Regions from separate parts of the Homo sapiens genome. Here regions 2 and 3 are each linked to region 1. The links are chromatin loops, found by intact Hi-C in ENCODE. Cell type or tissue: endothelial cell of umbilical vein. All regions are shown on one strand.

The links. Hi-C counts contacts between places; a loop is a spot of excess contacts. Peaks named below come from ENCODE experiments on the same cell type or tissue, not always from the same donor. Only the 100,000 strongest peaks of a DNase experiment are listed, where the experiment ranks them.
Region 2: a loop joins it to region 1, with 15 times the contacts of the local background. A loop is called at or near these places in 22 of 110 quality-filtered maps.
Region 3: it touches region 1 in a loop (11-fold over the local background); 8 of 110 quality-filtered maps call a loop at or near these places.

Annotation. Positions count from the first base shown.
Region 1 is chr2:6,821,725-6,829,724 of GRCh38, reverse strand. It overlaps NRIR (negative regulator of interferon response), which reads left to right. Exons shown (of 4, transcript NR_126359.1): 4 at 770-1,171. Among named protein-coding and RNA genes, the nearest start is that of NRIR, 15 kb to the left of the region's middle. RefSeq lists an enhancer at 3,033-3,327. In endothelial cell of umbilical vein, a CTCF peak has its summit at 3,121 (motif pointing left); a DNase peak (open chromatin) is centred at 3,004; H3K27ac peaks cover 392 bases.
Region 2 is chr2:7,040,897-7,048,896 of GRCh38, reverse strand. RNF144A (ring finger protein 144A) reads right to left here. Exons shown (of 9, transcript NM_014746.6): 9 at 4,718-8,000. Among named protein-coding and RNA genes, the nearest start is that of GRASLND, 130 kb to the right of the region's middle. RefSeq lists a silencer at 4,525-4,819. In endothelial cell of umbilical vein, a CTCF peak has its summit at 4,410 (motif pointing right); a DNase peak (open chromatin) is centred at 4,436.
Region 3 is chr2:7,079,915-7,087,914 of GRCh38, reverse strand. No RefSeq gene overlaps it. Among named protein-coding and RNA genes, the nearest start is that of GRASLND, 170 kb to the right of the region's middle. In endothelial cell of umbilical vein, a CTCF peak has its summit at 3,834 (motif pointing right); a DNase peak (open chromatin) is centred at 3,854; H3K27me3 peaks cover 223 bases.

The sequences.
Region 1 (8,000 bases):
CTCAAACTCCCGACCTTGTGATCCACCCACCTCGGCCTCCCAAAGTGCTGGGATTACGGGTGTGAGCCACTGTGCCCAGTCGAATGTTTGATATTTTTAAGAACCTTTTAGGTGTGGTTTTGCATTTTCACTCTTTTCATGCTTTAAAGCACACATCTTGTTACAACTCTTCCATGGAAAATCTCTGCCTTCCAGGGCTAAGCAAGGCTGTCCTTGGTGTGGCTTGCAGACTGAATTCAGCCAGCATGGTGCTATTTGATTTTACTTACAACAAACAAACAACTGTTCAGATTATTAGACAATGGAATGGGAATACCTTTGGAGTCACAATTTCTCCAATTCGCCATGTCTCTCTGTTGCTCTACAACTGTAAGGAGAGAAAAATAATTAGAAGAAGAGTCTCCCTCAATAGAGAGGCAGACATACACACCTGGTGATCATCACTGTGGTCCTGCCCACCCTGGCACAGGTGGGTCAGACAAACCTGGTCTGATTCTGATTTACTTTGCCTGAGGGAGTTAACAAAGGTTTCAGAGAGAGGGAATCAGAAAACCCTCATGTAAAACAGATACCATACATGTTAGATCGAATTACAATGGAGTAAACATTTCTTTCTTATTAATGTTGTTAGTGCTGTGTTTCTTGTCCTATTCAGTGACATGCTTTGACCTAGTAATTTTTATACGTGGACTGATTTTCAGATGCATGTGGGCATAAATTAAATACCAAGCATCTAATGTGGACTTGTGTATTTCTTTTTTTTTTTTAGACTGAATCTTGCTCTGTCGCCAGGCTGGAGTGCAGTGGTGCGATATTGGCTCACTGCAACCTCCGCCTCTCGGGTTCAAGCGATTATCCTGCCTCAGCCTTTTGAGTAGCTGGGACTACAGGCACATGGTACCATGCCAGACTAATTTTTGTATTTTTAGTAGAGATGGGATTATCACTATGTTGGCCAAGATGGTTTTGATCTCTTGACTTCGTGATCCGCCCTCCTCGGCCTCCCAAAGTGCTGGGATTTCAGGCGTTAGCCACCGCACCCAGCCTGGACTTGTCTATTTCATTTGGAGAACTTCAATTGATCTAAATCTACTTTGCAGCTTTTCATTGTTAATTTTGAATTTATTTAAACAAGTAAAATATTTAAGACATTTGTGTGGAAAACCTGTAACAAATTGCATTTGGTTCAATCCCTGATTATGTTTTAGATATGCCAACTCTTTTTCTCTCTTTTTTTAAAAATTTGATAAATACTGAAACCAATTCAATTTAGATCAAATACATTACATTTCCACTAGAGGGAGGAAAAGCGCTAATTTTGAACCTTTATGAGGGAACTGTGCTTTTGCCGAGATAATCACTTCCCTCATTACACACAAACTGTGTCTGGAAAAACAACAGTAGTTCCTTTCATTTTTATTTAAATCTCTTCTCTAATGGGAAAACAAAGGACAAAACAGGGAACACTTCTAGGTCAAAGTAGCAAATCTTTAAAAGTGGCTAATTTCTTGCTTCAAGAATTCTAAATACAGCCCCCAGGGTCAGAAAAATATTCAAAGGAAAACCTTAGTGATCATGGAACGCAATCTCTTTCTTTAATAGTGGTGAAAAATGAGGCCCACAGAGAGGCCTGCCCTGCCTAGGGTCATGTAATTTGTTAGTAGCAGATGCACGCGAGAATAGAAGTTCTGCAGTTCTTTTTCTAGTGCTCTTTATAATGCAGTATGGTCTCAGCATATCTGATGCAGTAAATGATATGTACATACACACACATTTTTTTAGGTACATATATATGGATGCATATGTTTTCTTCCATGTGAGGTAATGATTTGAAATTTGGCTTTAAGAGACATTCTGGGGATTTTATGTGTCCTTGTTTATTTGCTCTTAAAACCTCCCTACCCCCTCGTCATTGTAGAACTCTGGATGCACTGCTTATGTTGGATACAGCTAATGGGTCCTGCAAGGCCCAGGCTCTTGTAATTATTGAGCAATCGCCAAAATACTGTGGTTTAGAAAACACATCATAAACTTTTCTGTGGAGTCTCCAAAATTTTTATTAACATGCATGACATTAATGGTTGTGCTTATTTTGCCATAATTGAGGGTGTGTCCCATTTCTCTCAAATAAGAAGGCATTCAAGGGAGCTATCAAATTTCACTTTTGGCTGAACCTGGTCTGTAAGCTTTTCCAAACCTAATGCATTTATGCTCATCTTTGAGATTGAAAACATTATTTTCTGTGTTTTAATTGAAGAAAAAAAAATCCAAACACTCAAGTTCTCCATTCTGAAGCTGTAATTAAGAAAATATCCATCAATAAATGTGTAATTATTTTAAGCCATAATTTTTTTTCAGTAGGTCCTGTTGTAATAACTAACGATTGAAGAGTTTTCCTCATGCCTCCAAATGTCCTCACTAGTGTCTCTAGACTATTTCTACCTGAAGAGAGCTTGCATTAAAAATAAGGGTTAGGGTTAGGGAATTTGGAGATACATTTATAAGGTGAACTTTGGGTGGAACTGTGGTCATTTTATTAATTTTAAAAATTATTAATTCTTCCTCTTCTATGTGCATACATGCAAAGTAATGAATGAAGGAACTTCTGGCTACAAGCAGATGTAGGTACCACTTCTAACTGAGTTTGTGACCTCTGACAAGTTATTCATCTCTGGACTTTAGTTTTTTATTTGCAAAATAAGAAGGTCAGACATGAGGAGGACCAAGAGCCCATTTCTAGTGGGCCATGACTTTAATTTGCCATGATGAGTGGAAGTCACTTATAGTCTTAAATGCCTTATAATTTTTAACAGGATCATAACACAAGATATGCTGTTTTATGCCATTCTGTTACTATTCTAATAACTTGGGAAAGCATGGTATTGGTATATAATGTGTTCCATAATGCATTGGTTCCCTCAAAACCTTCAAGTAAATCAGTCTTTTGTAAAAAGACTTCACTTTATGTTCCCTAGGGAAATCGAAGTGACTTCTATGATGACTAAGGAGTGACCATTTCTATCACTTCCTTAGTCCAGTCCTTCATCTCCCATGAGAATCAACTGAGTCATTTCCTCCCTGATCTTCCTGCTGACACAATGCTCTACCGCCCCCTACAGTCTATTCTTTGAGCAGCACCCAATACCATCCCTACTAAACTTAATTAAAATCAACTCACCCACCTGTTCATCATGCTTAGGGCTTCATTCAGGCCTTGGTTCAGGTCTCTATTCAGCATTGCTCTTACAAGGGGCCTTCTCTACTACTCAGTCCCAGATAGTGCCTTGCATCGTTCTCCTCCCCTTGGCTCTACCTCCTTACTATTAATACCTACCTCTGTCTATGTCTATGTCCATGGCCATGTCTATGTCTGTATCACATCCATCATCATAACTGCATCTGTGTCTCTGATTACACTTGTATCTCTATCTATATGCATAGCTCTGCCTGTACCCACGTGCATATCAACAACCTTATCTATATCTGTAATATGCCTGTGTTGATTTCTACTCCTGAACTGGAGTCTGCACTCCATGAAGGCATGGACTTTGTTTTGCTCATTACTGTCATTTCAGTGTTTGGAACAATGCCTGGTATATACCAGGTTGGTGCAAAAGTCATTGTGGTGGTTTTGCTATTAAAAGTAATGGCTAAACACCACAATGACTTTTGCAAAGGAGCTCAATAAATATTTCTCAAATATTTATTGAGGTACAAATGTGGAACATTGACTTGAAGTGTCAATCAGACTTGACTGAGATTCGGATTGGGGCCCTTTTAGCTGTGTGATTGTGGACAAGTTATTTAATTTCCATGAGACTTCATTTTCTCATTTATAAATCAGAAATGTCATCATTTTTCTCAAAGGTCTTTTGTGAGGATAAAATTAGATATTATAATGAAAAAGAGCCATCTCAGCCCTGGCCAGGAAAAGCTCCAAGTTGAGGTCAATCTCCTTCTCCTTTCTGCTGTCTTGTTGAGAACATCCAGAATTTTATGCATTTTCTGGCTTCAAAGAGAAGCACACCTATTAATATTCACTGCTGGTTATCTTGAAAGTTGGAAAACCAAGACTTCCCAGCTGCAGGAGACGACATTAGATAAACATAAACATGACTTTCCACAGGAGGGACTGTCCCAATGCAGAGCAGATTTACTCGACTTTAAGCATGCTGATGGTAAATGTTCTCCCCCAAGGTCAAGAGCAATGGTGGTTTATTATTTAATTTTATTAGTAGACAAAAATGGGCAGTTAAGGACTGTATTTTTGCCACTAGAGAGCATCACCTTAAGCATTTTCCCCATCACCTGACATAAGTGACACTGTCTTATGAATTAAAACTTTGAAAGAGGCCTCTTTCTTTTTGTGGTTAAAAACCAAATACTTTTCCAATGGAGAATGCATCTCCCTTGGAAATAGTAAACATTCTAGTCAAGGAAAAGATGACCACTAAGCATCTGCTACGAGTTTCATACACCTCATTGTGCATATTGTTCACATCAAACCAAGCATCAGCTGCTACACTGATGTTGCGTAACCAGCCCCAGGTCATGTGGCTAATTACCCGTGGGTCCTGGAATCCATCTCATGTCTGTCTGACTCTGGAGCCAGGAAAGGGCTCCACCAGTGCTCTGTGATGCCTCAGGTGATGCAGAGCCAGTCTCTACTGATGGTTCTATCAAAAAACAAAAAAAACCAAAAACTGAGAGACAGAATCCCAAGTGTGTATAGTGTTACATTTGTGGAGCTCTTTGTTGTTCACTAATGGCTCCTTTATAAATCATTTCAGTTTTTCCCAGCTATAAAGTCACAAGATTTTATATCACTTTTCAGAGAAAGCAGAAGTTGTATGACTCTACTGAAGGTCCCAGTTAATAAGGAGCAGAGACCGGAATTCCTCCTTCTGATGGTAGACCCTTACTCTTTCCGCCATTCTCTGTGGACTTTTAGAAGAACTTTCATCCCGTAGTTACAGTCTTACTTATGCTTTTGCTGAGCATTTTCTAATAGACAGTCAGTCTAGCAACTGCTGGGAACACACAGAACCTAAACTAATGTGGACAAAGTCTCTGTCCTCGCACAGCTTTCGTTCTGAAGGACAGAGACAGGCAATAAACAAATAAATGTGTCTTTATAGTAGAATGATTTATAATCCTTTGGGTATATACCCAGTAAGGGCATTGCTGGGCCAAATGGTATTTCTGGTTCTAGATCCTTGAGGAATTGCCACACTGTCTTCCACAATGGTTGAACTAATATACACTCCCAACAGTGTAAAAGTGTTCCTGTTTCTCCACAGCTTCACCAGCATCTGTTGTTTCCTGACTTTTTAATAATTGCCATTCTGACTGGTATGAAATGGTATCTCTTTGTGGTTTTGATTTGCATTTCTCTAATGACCAGTGATGATGAGCTTTTTAAAATATGTTTGTTGGCTGCATAAATGGTTCATTTAATGTGTTTAAATGTACAGATTTTGTAACACTAAGAAGTTGCAATGCTATAATAACAGCATATCTTAGGTTGGGCATGGTGGCTTATGCCTGTAATCCTAGCACTTTGGGAGGCCAAGGCAGGTGGATCATTTGAATTTGAGGTCAGGAGTTTGAGGCCAGACTGGCCAACAAGGTGAAACCCCATCTCTACTAAAAATACAAAAATTAGCCGGTTGTGATAGTGGGTGCTTGTAATCCCAGCTACTCAGAAGGCTGAGACAGAAAAATTGCTTGAACCTGGAAGGTGGAGGTTGCAGTGAGCCGAGGTCACACCACTCCAGCCTGGGCAATGGAGACTCCGTCTCAAAAAAAAAAAAAAAAAAAAAAGTACATAATGTGCTTAGAATTTCAAAATTGTAAAAATTGTTTTGTTTCTTTTAATTCAAAGATATCTACATGCTTTTAAAATCAGTAAAGTTGCAATTAGCTGAAAAAAAATGCATAAGATATCAGGTGGTGTAAATACCACAGACAAGTCAAGTTCGTGAGGGGATAGGAGTACAACAGGGACAGGTTGAGGTTTTAAGTTGGGTGATGGGAGAAAGCTGCTTTGCTGGAGATGTTTGGGCACCTGATGGGAGTGACAAAGCCAGCCAGGGGATTGGCAGGGTTAAAGCAGCAACATCAGCACGATTATTTACAGCATCAACAAAACATTTAAAAAGCCGATTCTGTTTCCTAAATGTGAGGAGCTATCTGCTGCAGATCCAGTTGTGTTCCCTGAGAACAGGGAAGTGCAATGTAATGAAAGTCAGCCCCATTCCTTGAAGAAAAGTCCTCGTCTGAGCATCAGGAAATGGCCGAGCTGGTGTGTGATCTGCAAAGCGCATCTCACCCTGCCTGCTCTCTAAGACCCGGACAAAGCATGCTTTTGGTTTAAAGTAGTTTCTCTCAAAAGACTGCAATCTTCCTGGCAGATATCATGCATTTTTATCATATTTCCCAGAACAGCTCAGATTCTCAAGGACCATATACGTGAATTATCTATAGTGCAGTTAAATGTCATGAAGTTGTCTAAGCCTTTTTAATTAATAGGATTCATAAGTGCTCACTGGAAGTCAGTACTGTGGAATTCATTTTTTTCCTACTTGACATTTATGTAGCACTCTTTAACATTTGAAATATATTATCTCATTTTATTGTCGCAACAAGCCCATGAAGGAGTTGAATAGGAGATATATTATCTGTTTCTTCTACCTCTCTCCTTCCTTTCCTTTTCTTCCTTCCTTCCTTCCCTCCCTCCCTCCCTCCCTCCTCCCTCCCTCCCTCCCTTCCTTCCTTCCTTCCTTCCCTTCCTCCCTCCCTCCCTCCCTTCCTTCCTTCCAAAATGGAAAGTTAAATGGTATTTGATGGGAAGAAAACTGCTGGAATTCTACTGACTTAAAAATAACAGGATATACTTTCCAATCATCAAAATTAACAAACGTTTGTAGAAAATATAATGTTTGCTTGCTGAGAAGAGTCTGTGAGACAGCATCCCCTGCCATGGGAATGTAAAAAGATACAAATCTTATGGAAGGCCACGTGGGAAAATGCACCAGGAATTTAAAAAATGTGTTTACCTTTTGACATCAAAATTGTACTCCCCAAAGACATCATTAGAACTGCAATAAAAGTCAATAAACCAAAAATATTTATCCCAGCATTACTTATGAGAGCAAAACTTGGAATAAAGCAAATTGCTTAACAATAGGGAAAGGTTAAGTGAGCTGTGATACCCGGCTTTGATGGAATAGGATGCAGTCACTGGGGACTACACTGGGGGTATTCTACTCTCTGGAGGAGAGGTTAGAGATAACTTGACTTTCTGGCCTCTTACTTTTTGCCAAAACAGTCTCCAAATCCCAGCAGTGGGGGCCAGTTTGGAGATGCATGTAGGCTGCAAGTACTCTCAGCAGCCACAGCAGGCTAGACTTAGAGACAGGGCAGCTTCCTCTGTTTAGTCTGGTGGAATTTCTGAAGAAAGAGATGTTAGCACGAGGCCAGGCAGTGATGGCTCCAGGCGGGATGGGGTGGGGGTCCTGCTTCATGGAGGCTTGTTTTTCCCTACAAGGGAAGAATCTGGAGCCCAGGGTTCCAGGACCAGGCAGGTCATTAGCTCGCTGAATAAATGTGAAGAAACTAGTTTACCGCACACCTCTGCCATTTTCTCATCTGTGAAAGGACTGATGGAAAAGAGTGTTAATGTAAGCAATATTTCTACAGCTCCTAATTTCTGCTAGTCATAGTTCTAAGCACATTACAAATAGCAGCTTGTTAAATCATCAGGACAATCCTTCGAGGTAGGTAATGCTCTTCTCCCCACCTAACTGATCAGGAAACAAAGACGGAAGGAGGTTAAGTAGCTTGCTGATGGGGTTCGAAGCCACGCTTTTAAACTCTACACTCCACTGCCTCTCAATAAAAGATTTGTAAGTTCCCTCTCAGCTCTCATATCCAATGACTATAATTTTAGGAGGTGAGTTTTCAGCCAGTATATAAGAGTCTTGTTCCAATCCCTTAAA
Region 2 (8,000 bases), 220 kb before region 1:
TGGCACCCAAGACAGCTGTGTTTTAGCTGCTGTCTGTGCATTCATACTTGGCTTTAGGTGAAAGTGAATCTCTTCCAGAAGGTTGAGTAGACTTCACCAGCACTTACCTCTGCAGTTTTCAATGTCATTTTGGCTCTTGGATTAATTCTGCTTCAGATTGTGGAAATCTTAATTTCCAAGGTGATCGTTTCCTATGAAGTACTTTGCTGCCAAGGAAACATAGCTTAGAAAGGTCCCCATGCTGTGGCCACCCCCTAATTCCAAGCAACGTGGCCCCTACTGCAGTCTCCCTAACACCCTTTCTGCAGGGAGGCTCCTCTGAGCACTGTTGGCCCATCCTTGACCTTCACGTGGCTTTGGGTGTCTTACTGAACCCTGCCTAGGTGTGTTCCTACTGGCTGTGGGGTTGGGCCGGGCCCCATGGTCTGCTCGTTGTTTGTTATAGGGCAAGACTCTTAATGATTCTAAGCCTTAATTTTCTTGCCTAAAGTGAAGAATTGTGATAATAATAGTTTACGTCCCAGGGTGGTTTTGATAATTAGTTTCTCCTGTGAACAACATGTTGATTCAGGAAGCGCAGTGTTTGTCCTGCGATGGGCACCATCTCCCACCTGATGCTTATCCCCTGGAAGGTCCTTGTGTATGCGATTATCTGAAGGTGGAGATGAGCCATGTTTTGCCTGTAATCTCTGAAATCATCTGAGATCGTACGGGTGTGCCTGAGAGCAGCTATTTCCCCCTCAGGATTTCCTGAGCTCATTTTTCTCATTCATCTTGCTGGCTTGAAAACAGACAGGACTGGGTTTCTTCTCCTGGGATGCGATCTTCAGATGCAGGATTTAAACTATCCCAGGAACAGAAAGGAAACCACCCCACATGGCTGAGACAAGTCTCTGTGTGCCAGTCAGGGTAAATCAGGAAGAGGCCCAGGGAAGCCATGTGTGGTGGGAGGAACACTGGGTCCCCGCAGGGCAGACTTGGGTTCCCAGCTTCACCAGCCACTTATCCTTGGTGTCACTTGTGGCAAATGGGCCTCTCCAAGCCCCAGTGATATGAAGATAAGACTCGCAGCTTTGTGAGCATGAAACACAACCCATGGAAAGCAGTGAGCAAATGCCTGGCTCAGAAGAGGTTCTCAGCTCACAATAGGGATTTCTTCCAACTACAGTTGAGGCTTTTGCTTCTGGACTGTCTACACCTCCAGTTCAAGCGTAAGGCTTTTTTGTAGCTGAACCATCCCAAGTGACTGGTTTGGCTGTGTCCCCACCAAAATCTCAACTTGAATTGTATATCTCAGAATTCCCACATGTTGTGAGAGGGACCCCGAGGAAGGTACTTGAATCACTGGTGCTGGTCTTTCCTGCGCTATTCTCGTGATAGTGAAGAAGTCTCACGAGATGTGATGGGTTTATCAGGGCTTTCTGCTTTTGCTTCTTCCTCATTTTTCTCTTGCCACTGCCATTTAAGAAGCCACCATGACTCTGAGGCCTCCCCCGCCATGTGGAACTGTAAGTCCAATTAAGCCTCTTTTTCTTCCCAGTCTCAGATGTCTTAATCAGCAGCATGAAAATGGACTAATACACTTCCCACACTACAAATACACACATTCATACACACAGTCACACACATAGACACACATGCACACTCACACATGTACTTCATACAGGCTCTTGCACACACACACCCCCAGCAACAGGAGTTTAATTCCTTTATCTGACAGGCATTCAGTAAGTCACCACTATGTGTCCAATAACAGCAGGCAAATATGAAAACCTATTTACAATGTTAATTTCTTAAACCCCTGGATAAAAGGAACATGGAGTCCAACTGTCAGAAGCTTTTGAAACGTTATTCCCTTTTGCATTTTGGGCTTTTCATAAAAGTTGTGATAAGCTGATAAATTCTGAGAAGTGAGAAGAGACTACCCCTTGTTGGATCTTTCTTGTGCAGTAAAAAACACATCACATGTACTCACGTTCTGAATGAATTCTGTTAAGTCAGTGAGAAAAAATAAGAATAAATAAAAATATATTTTAAAAAGACCCAGATAGTTGCCTAGGAGAACAAGTGAATGACTTTTGATACTGCAAATTCAGATTTTCCAATATGAAAATATTGACTCCATTTTTCTTTGCATTAACCACAGGCTGTACGCACAACCACTTCCTTGCACCCCTGGGTAGCATGAGCCATGATGTGAGCTGTTCGTTTCTCAGGTCCTACAAGGAAAACAGGAGGGAAGAGGGTCCTTCTGTGCTTGAAGCAGGAGTGCTGAGTGGGTACCCTTGTTGGGAGCCTCATCCACATTCACAGTGGAACTGCATGAGCAACTTAATATTTTATCACCAAAATGTACTCTATGTTTTACTTGTCATTTCCTCATTTATCCTCAGAAAAATCCTGTGCAAGACTTTTTATCCCAATGTTCAAACAGGAAACAGGTGCTCCCAGGCTGTCACATGCACGGGAAGTCACCCTCCTGCGATGTGGCTCCAGCCTTCCCTGGCTATAGCAGCCACTGCAGCTCTCCACCCTGCTGCTCTGGGCCCCATTCGATGTTGGCTTCATCCGAAAATGCACATCCTGGGTGACTTTAGCTAGAGAAGAGCGAGTAGCCAACACCAGGTCGTGGGCAGCAATTGCTGTTTTTAAATGGCTGAGTTGCTCACTGGTATAGACAGAGATGAGCTGAGCTGAGCTGAGTAATGGACACTGTCTTGTGGTCGAGCCACATCAGCAGTTATAATCTCTCATGTACCTCCTGCAAACAAGTCAAGTTTAGAATACCTTCTAGATAAGCACATGCTATCAAAGTCTGTGCCATTCCCACCTTCTATGCCCTGTAATTTGGGTTCCTCTAAGAGTTGATAAGACTCTTTGCTGGCAAATTTCTTTTTCAATTTTTAGAAACAAATATATGTACCTAGGTAGACACAGAAATATGGATTTATTTTGCTTAACCATCATTGTTTTTTGGCAGTGTTTTCTGGGGGGCAATTCCTACATTCCAGGCCCGCTTCAAGAATTGATGTGCAACCCAGCGTAGGGAAGAACTGCTTCTGGACTGCACCTGAGGCAGCACCACCGGCAACGGAGCCCCGCCACCTGCTGTACCCGTCCACCTTCTCTGGTTGACCTCCCTGGGGCCAGACAGCCCACTCAGAGTCCGTGCTCCCTCCTATGGAGGTGAGTTGTGTTTCCCACAAAAAGTGTTGAAGCCTAACCCCCAGAACCTGTGAACTTGACCTTATTTGTAAATAGGGTCTTTGCAGATGATCGAGTGAAGATGAGGTCATCAGGGTAGGCTCTAATCCAATATGACTTTGCCCTTAGATGAAGGAGCTGTGTCCACAGGCGTGCACACAGGGAGAACGCCGTGGGAACCTGCAGGCAGAGACTGGGGGTGCATCTACCAGCCAAGGAACACCCAGGACTGCCAGCAGTACCAGGAAGTTGCAGAGCAACACGGGCATCCTCCTTACCGCTCTCAGAAGATTCCAGCCCTGCAGATACCTGAACCTTCAGTTTCCAACCTCCAGACCTGGAAGACAGTAAAGCTCTGTTGTTGTAGCCCCTGGTGTGTGGTCCTTTGTGACAGCAGCCCTAGGACCCTAACTCACTCCTCCCACACAGCCTTTATCATGAAGGTCCAGTTCCTGAGTTCGGCACACTGTGCCCCCACCAGGTCAGACATTTGAGTAACTCTCCAACCCCGACACGCCAGTTGGACCAAACTCTGTGCGCTTGTTGAACTGGGCCCTTCCTTTGAACACACTTCTCAGTTTTGCTTGGCTAGTTCCTACTTGTCTACAAGAGCGAGCTCATACATGGCGTCCTCTGGACAGCCTTCCCTGACCTTCCGGCCTGGCCGAAGGGCTGTGCTGTGCCCGCAAAGCCTGCTGAGCGTGCGTCTACCATTGAACTTATTCCACCTTCTTATGATAATTGACTGACTTATCTGTCAACCCCTTGAGACTAAGAGCTCCTTGAGGGCAGATATATTGAGTCTTCAGTGCCCACTATGAATCACCAGTTAACAAAATCCACTCCCTTAATGTGCACCTGTAGATATAAAGAATGGATTTAAAACTTAAACACAGGACAAGGAACCAGTTGCCTATTCCAGACTTGAGCATCATATGAACGCATGAGGTATAGATTCTCCTCCAAGCTGGAGTGAGGTGAATGAAAATCAAGGTGAACCACCACATCTTCAGCTCATTATTATCTCTCCTACGAAATGAGAAGGATCCATATTTATTCCACTTTCTCCCCACCCCCAGCAGATAAAGGATGCCTCCTGATTTTCATGCTGCAACTCATAAAATGTGACAGGTCTGTAAGGAACTTGTCTTTGCGGATGGAAGCAGAGCGCCCTGAGTGGGGATGAGATGCTTCCTGATGCTGCAGTACCGGTTGGGCACCACAAGAGGGAGCCAGGAATGGCTGGACGGGTTGATACACCCAACAAACCAAGTAATTTTGGCATCTAGGAGTTGAGAACATTCCTAAAACAGAAAATCTCAGGATACAAGAGCTGTTTTCCCAGTGATATAAGATCCCTCCCCTGCCTCACCCTTTCTCCCTCCACCCCCAGTTCCCACATTGAATATTTTCAATCTTCAATAGATTAAATATTGAAGACTGAAGATAGAATATTTTCCATCTTCAGGCCAGTAGTCAGATAAGCATCTACAAAAGACGGAGCCACGCGGGGTTTACAAAAGTCACCTGTATTCCAGCCAAAATAGCTTTAAAAAGGAATCCCTGCTAAAGGGGGGGACAAACTACGTAAGACACAATACATTTAAAATATGTATTGAAATTACAAATCAAACTTTTTCCATATGATTCCAGAGTACAAAACACAACATTAAAAGGCATTCAAACAGCTCTTTTATACATCACAGTGTTAGTGGCACAAAATGTACTGACATTTCAAAAACACAAATCAAATCTGTTTTGATTTTGTTTCACCACCACTTGTCAAATACATAACGTATACATGTGCATGACTCATTCATGCATATTTTTATACAAGATTAAAATACACCCATAGTAAAGTGAGCAAAGAAGGAAAGAAAGGGCAGGCATGGGGCATGTAGCTACCCCTCACTGAAGGCTCCGGAACTGTGGAAGACAGAATTGCACAAATCAAAGGAAGGGTGGAGACCCTGGGTTTTTTAAACATCAAGACGGCATGCTCTCCTAGTTGTGAAGCATTAGCAATTAGGTTTTAACGCAGGCCCCTTTGTTCCTTTTGGTGTTTTTGGTAATACCTGTCATAATCCCTTCATTTTGTTTATTTTCATAAGGGCTTAGGTTAATTATCAGAAATAAACAAGCTTTGGTATTTTTTAAAGAGAACTTCATGAAGCTTTACACATGCAAAATGTTTTCCCTTGATGATCTCCTTGTGATTTATATATATACACAGGTGTGCTCACTAATAAATGAGAATCTGAGACACACACACAAAGCCCATCCTGGATCCTTTCAATCCCCTAATTTTTAAAGACTACCAAGAAAAAAATGTTTTTTTAATTTGTAAAATGACTTCTAACTTTTGCAATACAAATGAAAACAATAAACTCATCTTGAAGTAATTTTTGCATCTCTGATAGTCCCTCCCACAGGTCCTGTGTTCTAATCAGGAACTGGCCTGTGCCCTAAACTGGTTTTATGGAATAATATGTTGTCAAGATCATTTGTTCCCCTTTAAGAAAATAGGCCGGGTGGGGTGGCTCAGGCCTGTAATTCCAGCACTTTGGGAAGCCGAGGTGGGCAGATCACCTGAGGTCAGGAGTTTGAGAGTAGCCTGGCCAACATGGTGAAACCCCGTCTCTACTGAAAATACAAAAATTAGCTGGGTGAGGTGGTGGGTGCCTGTAATCCCAGCTACTTGGGAGGCTGAGGCAGGAGAATCGCTTGAACCCGGGAGGCAGAGCTTGCAGTGAGCCGAGATCCTGTCATTGTACTCCAGCTTGGGGGACAAAAGCGAAACTCCGTCTCAAAAAGAAAAAAAAAGAAAGAAAATGCCAGAGGTGGCAGATGTTGGTTCCTCTGTCCACAGCTACTCCTATGAGTTGAGGAGGAAGAACTAATTTGGACAGTTATTCCTGCAATCCGATGCTTTATCTCAGATCCTAAGTCAGTCTCTGCTACGTGGACATCTATGGTGACTGCATCTTTGCAAGGTGCTGACCTCCTATGAGGCTGCAAGCTCATCTGGCTGGGCTATGGACTACACAGCAGAGCCAGACTGAGAGGTCAGGCATTTCCAGCAAAACCTCCAAATGTGGTCAGTTACTCAAGGGCCTCAGAGAAGCCACAGGTCCACTGGGCTAAGGCCAGTCCTCACTGGCCACCCACCCTGGGCGGCAGTACAGCAGCCATGGTTGTCTAAGGGCCTTCGCCCCTTACTCCCCAGGATTAAAGGCCTCTTAGTGAACACATGCCATATGCTTCTGGGGCTTGCAGTGAACACCATCTGTAAGAGTGAATGCCATTTTTCAATGGAGACAAATTATGCCGCTTCACAGGAATAAGTCCGTCCACTCAACGCAGAACTCCCCAGGTTTTACTGGGGAATGATGGCAAGATCAAAGTCCAAACCCAGGGCCATCTGCCTGTGTGCTATTTCCATTTTACATCAAGCAGGGTTCATACTGTATTCCCATCAAAGATAAGTCTGGCACTCCTTACTAAAACAGAAGGAAATGCGAGTTTATGTATCTCAGAGTGATCTTGCTGGTATTTATATAGGAAATGGACAATTTTAATTTTATATCTAGATCAAAATGAGGAAACTGAGGCATGCTTCATACAAAAAGTCAGAGCCAGTAGGTGCCAATTTGACTGCCCCTGGCTGGCCCCAGAATCTCTGTGGTCCCTATCTGGGTTGAACTACGTGCTTGTGAAACACATCAGAGGTGAAGGCACAAGGATGGCTGGGGCTACAGATGTGCATGACTGGGCCAGAGACTCTTCCAACAGAACAGCCTGTCCCTCTAGAAATAAGGTCATCTGAGCTCTAGCCCTGGGGATGCAGCCTTTCCAAAGGCTCTGACTCTCATCCTAAGGACGGGGGTGCTACTGTGTGGGCTCATGCGATGGGCAGCAGCAATTTCAGGCAGGAAGGATGAGCATATGGTGGAGGCGTGTCCTGTGGGCCACTGGACACAGGGCCACAGGCCTCCCATGTGTGCTGGGCATGTTAAAGGGCAGTGGCTGGACAGCTGCATCCACATATCACAGGCTGAGGGCTCAAGCCCAGCCAATGACTCCCGCGTGGAGTTGCCACCCACCTCCAGAAAAGCTATTCTAACAGTAGACACCATCACAGCACCACAAACGACAGAGAGCCACAGCCCAGGTTCCATCCAGAAAGGGAGTCGCAGGCATGTTCTTACTGAGTTACTAAACTTGCAATTACAAGGAGAGCTTTTTGAATGTAATTTTGACACACAGGGATTTTCTAAATGGCTTCGGGTTCATAAGGAAAATCAACATGACAGGTGAAGAGTGAGGTGACGCTGTTTTTTCTAACGAATTCAATGTTAGGAAATAAGAAATAAATTTCCAACCAGGGAAAGTAAACTAGGACCTGAGACTGATACTCAAATGCAGAAGTCAAACACACACAAAGCAACATTTTAAAAATGTGCTTGTGATGGGCAAATAACTGAGATAAAAGGATTTTGTTTTACTTCTTTATAGAATGTTTAACAAGATTTTTAAAATCCCACTGTAATATAGCTACAATATTTGCCTGTTATTTTTAGAAGTTTTAAATTCAATGCAGTTTGCTTTGTAAAAGCACCTGTGGCTTTTAGAAGTAAATTCTCTTTAAAGAATACACTTTCTCCACTTTTCAAAGTCAATTGGTGGAATAATGTGTATGTGTCCTTATTAATCCCTGCATCCTGCTGCCATGGAAATGGTCACAGACAGCCCTGTAAAAGATCAAGTGGTAAAATCCCCACGTTAAAACGAAGTGA
Region 3 (8,000 bases), 260 kb before region 1:
TGAACCAAGAAGCAAGACTCAATTGTCTACTGTCTTCAAGAGACCCATTACATGAGTAACAACACCCATAGGCTCAAATTAAAGGGATGGAGAAATATCTATCAGGCAAATGCAAAACAATGATCGGGGGTGCTCTTCTCATATCAGACAAAACAGATTTTTAAACCAACACTGATCAAATAGGGCAAAGAAGGACATTATATAATGTTGTTCAATTCAACATGAAGACCTACCTATCCTAAATATATGCACACCAAACATTGGAGCACCCAGATTCATAAAACGAAGTATTAGAAATCTATAAAGAGATTTAGATAACCACATAATAGTAGTGGGAAACTTTAACACCCCACCGATGGTGTTAGACAGTTCATTGAGGCAGAAATCTAGCAAAGACGTTCTCATCTTAAACTCAACATTTGACCAATCAGACCTAGTAGACATCTAGAGAATGCTCCACCAAAGTATAATAGAATATGCATTCTTCTCATCTGCACATGGCATATACTTTAAGATTAACCACATATGGAGCCATAAAGCAAGTCATGACAAATTCAGAAAAATTAATATCATACCAACCACACTCTCAGACAGACCATAGTACAAGATAAATAGAAATCAATACAAAGGTGATCTCTCAAAGCCAAACAATTACATGGAAGTTACACAACCTACTCTAGAATGGCTTTTGGATAAAGAATAAAATTAAGACCGAAACAAAAAATTATTTGAAACTAATGAAAACAAAGACACAACATATCAGATTCTTTGGGAAATAGATAAAGCAGTGTCAAGAGGAAAGTTTATTGCACTAAATGCCTATATCTAAAAAAATGCCTATATCTAAAAGTTAGAAAGATCTCTAACAACCTAACATTACACCTAGAGGAAATATAAAAACAAGAGCAAACCAACCCCAAGTCTAGCAGCAAAAAATAAATAACCGAAATCAGAGCTAATCTGAAATAAATTGAGATGCAAACATTAACACAAAAGATCCATGAAACCAAAGTTTGTTTTTTGAATGAATAAACAAGAGTAACAGACCACTAGCTAGATTAACAAAGAAAAAATTGATAAAATCAAAATAAATGCAATCAGAAATTACAAAAGTGACATTAGAACCAACCCCACAGAAATACAAAAAACCTTCAGAGACTTTTATGAACACTTCTATGCACACAAACTAGAAAAACTAGAAGAAATGGATAAATTCCTGGAAACACACAGCTTACTAGGATTGAACCAGGAAGAAACTGAAATCCTGATACCAATAACAGGTTTCAAAATTGAATTAGTAATAAAAAGGCTACCAACTAAAAGAAAGCCCAGGACTACAAGCATTCACAGCCAAATTTTAACAGATATACAAAGAAAAGTTAGTACCAATTCTACTGAAATTATTCCAAAAACACTGAGGAGAAGGGACTTCTCCTTAACTTATTCTACAAAGCCAGTATCATTCTGACACAAAAACCTAGCAGAGATACAACAATAACAAAAAAAAAATCTTCAGGCCAATATCCCTGATGAATATAGACACAAAAATCCTCAACAAAATACTAGCAATCTGAAGCTAGCAGCACATCTAAAAGTTAATTCATAACAATGAAGTAGGCTTCATTACTGGGATTCAAGATTGGTTCAACATATGCAAATCAATAAATATGATTCAACACATAAACAGAATTTTTTTAAAAAATCATAATCTTAAGAGAGGTAGAAAAGGCTTTCAATAAAATTCAACATCCTTTCATAATAAAAAAAAACTGTCAAAAAATTAGACATTGAGGGAACATACCTTAAAATAATAAGAGCCATATATGACAAACCCACAGGCAACTTCTACTGAATTAGCAAAAGCTGGAAGCATTCCCCTGGAGAACTGGAACAAGACTAGGATTCCCACTCTCACCATTCCTATTCAACTAGTACTGGATGTCCTAGCCAGAACAATCAGGCAAGAGGAAGGAATAAAAGGCATCCAAATAGGAAGAGAGGAGGCAAAATTATCATTCTTCACAAATGATGGTTCTATACCTAGAAAACCCCACAGGCTCTGGCAAAAGGCTCCTAAAACTGATAAAACACTTCAGTAAATTTTCAGGATACAAAATCAATGCAGAAAAATTAATAATATTTCTATACACTAATAATATCCGAGCTAAGAGCCAAATCAAGAATGCAACCCCATTTACAATAGCCAAAGAATAGCCAAGAATGAAACACCTAGGAATACAGCTAATCAAGATAGCTGTAATGAGAATTAAAATACACTGCTGAAAGAAATCAGAAAGGTAGCTACAATGAGAATTAAAATACACTGCTAAAAGAAATCAGAGATGACACAAATAAATGGAAAAATATTTCATGTTAATGGATATGAAGAATTAATATTAATATGGCCATACTGCCCAAAGCAAGTTACAGATTCAATGTTACCAAATTACCAATGTCATTTTTCATAGAATTAGAAAAAAACTATCCTAAAATTCCTATGCAACAACAACAAAAAAGCCCAAGTTGCCAAAACAATCCTAAGCAAAAAGAGAAAAGCCAGAGGCACCTCACTACCTGACTTAAGACTATACTACAAGGCTATGGTAACCAAAAGAGTATGATGCTGGTTAAAAAAAAAAAAAAAGGAAAAACAAACAGACACATAGACCAACAAAACAGGATAGAGAACCTAGAAATAAAGCTGCATACCTGCAACCACTTGATCTTCGACAAAGTCGACAATAACAAGCAATGGGGAAAAGACTTCCAATTCAGTAAATGGTGTTAGGATAACTGGCTAGTAGTTATTGCAGAAGATTGAAACTGGATCCCTATCTTTCACCATATACAAAAGTCAACTCAAGATTAAATAAGTATTTAAATAGAAGACCTAAAATTATAAAAATGCTAGAAGAGAAACTAGGAAATACCATTATTGGCATTGACCTTGGAAAGTCTGATAACTGTGTGTCTTAGGGATGGTTGTCTTGTATCTTGCAGGGGTTCTCTGCATTTCTTGAGTTTGCATGTTGATCTCTCCACCAAGACTGGGGAATTTTTCATGGCCTATAGCCTCAAATATGTTTTTCAAGTTGCTTACTATCTTTTCTTCTCTCTCAGAAATGCCAGTGAGTCATAGGTTTGGTCTCTTTAAATAATCCCATATTTCTCAGAAGTTCTGTTTATTTTTTTTAATTTTTTTTTTATTTTTGTCTGGGTTGACTTGAAAGACTGGACTTTGAGCTCTGAAATTCTTTCTTCAGTTTGCTCTATTATGTTGTTAAGACTTCCAATTTTATTTTGAAATTTCTGTAGTGATTTTTTCAATTCCAGAAGTTCAGCTTGGTTCTTTCTTAAAATGGCTATGTCATCTTTCAACTCTTGGATTACTTTACTGGGGTCCTTGGATTGGTTTTAACTTTCTCTTGAATCTCATTGAGCTTCCTTGTCATCCAGATTCTAAATTCTATGTCTGTCATTTTGGACATCTAAGTCTGGTTAGGATCCATTGCTGGGGAGCTAGTTCGATCCTTTGGAAGTAAGGAGACACTCTGACTTACTGAATTGCAAGGGTTCCTGCACTGGTTCCTCCTCAACTGAGAGGGCTGGTGTTTCTTTATCCTTTTGAAGTTGCTGTCATTTGGAAGGGTGTGTTGTTTTTATAGACAGTGCTGTATATTACGTATAGTCACTTGGTTTCATTTCTGGGTGCTTTCAGAGGACCAAGGCTCTGTATGGGTTCCTTAGTTGAGGCTAGTTTCCTGCATTGGTTTTCACCAGCAATGCGTGCTGGAGGAATTTATTTTTGTTTCGTGGTGTAATTCAGGCTGCGACACACTAGATGGCACTAGGCTCTTAGCACCTGTTTTGTATTTCAGTGCTTTCACAGCAGTGCTCTGAGGAGCGGGAAATGGAGGAGGTGGTGAGAGATGAACTCCCCTTACCAAGTTCATTCACAAGCCTTGGAGGAGGCCCCTCTAATCACTGGCACTGCACCCACATTTCCTTAGCCCCAGCGCAGGCCCTTGCGGGTTGCACTGTCCACTCCCTTAGGTGTTGCCCAAGCCAATAGTTAGGTGACCAGGAGACCCACAACTCCCAGGGACCTGCTGGTCCTCTGTGCTCGGTGGAGTCAGAGTGGGTTGTGGGGAATGTCTATGGGTGCAGGCACCAACTTTTTCTTTTTCATAGTCCCCTTTGAACAATGACATCTACCTTTTATGAATAAAGTTTTATTGGAACGCAGACCCTCCTATTTGTTTATATATTGTCCATGACTCTTCCCTCTACAGAAGAGCTGCATATTTGCAACAGAAACTATATGGTCTGTAAAGCCTAAAATATTTACTGTCTAGCCCTTTACAGAAAAAGTCTGCCCAACTCTATTCTAGAGCATCATACCTTCCTTAACAACTCTCAGCAGATTTATATTAGTCAGCTCAGGATACCATAACAAAATACTGCAAACTGGGTTTCTTAAACAGCATGAATTTATTTTCTCACAGTTCTGACGGCTGAAAGTCCAAGATCAGGGTGCCAACAGCATGGACATCTGGTAAGGCACCTTTTCACTGTGTCCTCTTATGGCCATGACTCTGTGGATGTGCATGGAGAGACACCTCCTTGGTGTCTCCTCCTCTTCTTTCAGAGACATCGACCTATCCGATTAGGACCCCACCCTATGACCTCACTTCACCTTACTTACCTCTTTAGGTTAATATCTCCAAATACAATCACATTGAAAAATGCAACTTCATCATATGAATTGGGCAGGAGGGGTGGACACAATTCTGTCTGTAACTAGAGTTTGCCACTTTGATATTTATTGTACCAATTTGCACAACAAATTTGAGAGTAGCCTTATTTCAGAAGATTGACAGATCTTTGAAGACTATAACTAAATATCTCATCCACTTCAAATAAATACACATATGTGAATAAAATATAATTTCGGCATATAAAATTTAAGTTTTTAGTTGTCACTTTAAAGCCACAGCATAAACAAGTCTGAAGCCAAGATTCCCTCATGCCCTCATTCTATCAATCTCCATTACACTAAGTAGTAACTGTTCTCATTTCTATCACCATAGACTAATTTTATCTGTTCTATAACTTTATGTGAATCAAGCTTGTCCAACCAGTGGCCCGTAGGCCTCATGTGGCCCAGGATGGCTTTAAATGTGGCCCAACACAAATTCACAAACTTTCTTAAAACATGATGAGATTTTTAAATGATTTTTTTAGCTCATCAGCTATTGTTAGTGTTAGAGTATTTTATGTGTGGCCCAAGACAATTCTTCTTCCAATCCGGCCCAAGGAAGCCAAAAGACTGGACACCCCGATCTAAATGAAATCATGCAATACATACACTCTATTGCCTAGCTTTTTACAAACAAAAATACTTTTGAAATTTATCCATCTTGTTGTATATAGCAATGATTCATCCTTTTTTTGGAAAATATATTTCAATTTTTATATTGAATTTTTGTAATCATTGTCATTTTGACAAATATTTGGATTGTCAAAAAACTCTGAGACAGCTCTTGGCTGTTGGGAATAAAATTATTATGAATAGTCTTATTCAGTCTTTTTGTAAAAATATGTTTGTATGCATCTTGAGTAAATACCTAGGAGTGAAAATCTTAGGTCCTAAGATAGGTTTATGTGTAACTTTATGAGAAAACGGAACAACTTTCCAAGTAGGCTGTGTCATTTTACATTCCTAATACCAAGGTATGTAAGTTCAAGTTATTCCATATCCTCAGAAACATTATTCCATATCCTCAAAAACAGCCTGAGAAACAACCTCAGAAACAGCACTAAAGTGACATTTAGTGCTGTCAGGGTTTTTAAGGTTAATCTTTCTAGTGAACGTTTAATAATATTCCATTGTGGTTTTAATTTGCATTTTCTGGATGATTCATAACACAAACATATTTTCTTATATTTATTGGCTAATCATATATTTCCTTTCGTGATGTGGCTATAGAAAGAAGTCTTGTATCCACTTTTTAAATTGGGTTCGTTTCATTTCATTATTGACTCCCAGGAGTTCTTTATATATTTCAGATCAAAGCCTTTTGTCAGATACTATATGGCGAATGTTTTTTCCCACTCTATGGCTTGCTTTTTAATTTTCTTAATGGCATCCTGTCTTGGGTTTTAGGTTTCGTTATGACAAATCCAATTTATCAATCTTGTTCTCTTATGGCTGTTTTTGTGTCTTCTCAAAAATGAGTCCCTATTTACCTCAAGGTTACAAATATATTCTTCTATGTTTTCTTCTAGTAGCTTTTAAGTTAAATCTATGCTCTATCACGAACTAACTCTATTAGGATGTGAAGTAGTATCTAGGTTCAGATTTTCCCGTGTACTTACCCAGTTACAGATCTATTTGTTGAGAACACTTTTCTGGGCTCTTTTGTTGAAAGCTTATTTATCCTACATATATGGGCCTACTTCGGGCCTCTGTATTCTGCTCTTTTGATCTATTTGTGCAAGGATTGAATTTTTTTTCTATAAAGGGCCAATGTGAGTAATCATGTTAGGTCTTGCAGTCCATAATGATCTGTGATTCAAATATTTAACTATGTTCTTATAGTGGGAAAGCAGTCATAGAAAACAGATAAACAAATGAGCATGGCTGTGTTCCAGTAAAACTTTCTTCGTGGACACAAATTTAACTTTCACATAATTTTTGAGTGCCATAAAATACGATTATTATTTTGGTTTTGTCAAACTTTTAAAAATATAAAACATATTCTTATCTCTGTAGAATATCAGGCAGTATGATACCAAGTAACGGCTTTATTTTGCCCACAGCAGTATTTTGCCAATCCTTGTTTTCAACATCCTTATTCCAAAACCATAATGTCTTCATTACTTTAGTTGTATAGGTGATCTTGAAACCAGTAGCGCAAGTCCTTCAACTTTGCTTTTTTCAAGATGGTTTTAGCTAGTCTATTACTTTTAATAGCAAAAACTGCAATTACTTTTGCATCAACCTAATAGATTATTTGCATTTTCATATAAACTTCAGAATCAACTTCTCAATGTCTACAAAAATGTCTGATGGGACTTTGGGAGTTCATTTAATCTACAGGACAATTTGGAGAGAAGTGATGTCGTAACACCATTGAGTCCTTCAATTCATGAACACTGCATTTGTCCTATTTATTTACTTAGCAATGGATTGAGATTTTCAAAGTAAAAATCTTACCCATATTTAGTTAAATATATTCCTAAGTATCTTGCATTTTTGATGAAATTAAAATGGACTCTTTAAAACTAATTTTTCAAATATTTGTTGCTAGTCCTCAATAAATTTTTTATATATTGACTTGTATTCTACACATAGTTAAATTCATTTAGTACTTAATAGTTTTGTGTGGATCTATTAGAATTTTCGAATTTTCTATATAAGTAAACATGTCATCCACAAAAATGCCAGATTTACATTCACCTATCCAAGTCTTCATGTCTTTTATTTCTCTTTTCTGCCAATTATCCTAATTTGGATTTCCAGTACTATGGAGGATAGAAATAGAAAGAGTGGATAATCTTGTCTTGTTCTCAATGTTACAGAAAAAGCAGTCAGTAGCTCATTGTTATTTTTTATAGACATCCCTTAACAAACTGCCATGGTTTTCTTCTATTCATGGTTTAGTGAAAGTTCTTACACAAAACGAAGTTAACTTTTGTCAAAGATTTTCTTCAATACCTACTGAGATGATTATATGGTTTTTATTTTTTATTCTGTTACTATGGTGAATTATATTTCTTGTATATTTCTGGATTTGAATTACTAAATTTAATAAAATTTTTTGCATCTGTATTTATACAATATTACTTTATTGTAATTTTCCAAGTTTGGGTATCAGGGTTATGGTAGTCATAAAATAAAGTGAGTAGTTGTCACTTCATTTACTTTGAGTGACTTTGTTAGATTTTTTAAAAAACATTCTTTAAATATTTGATGAAGTTTACCAGTGAAACCATCT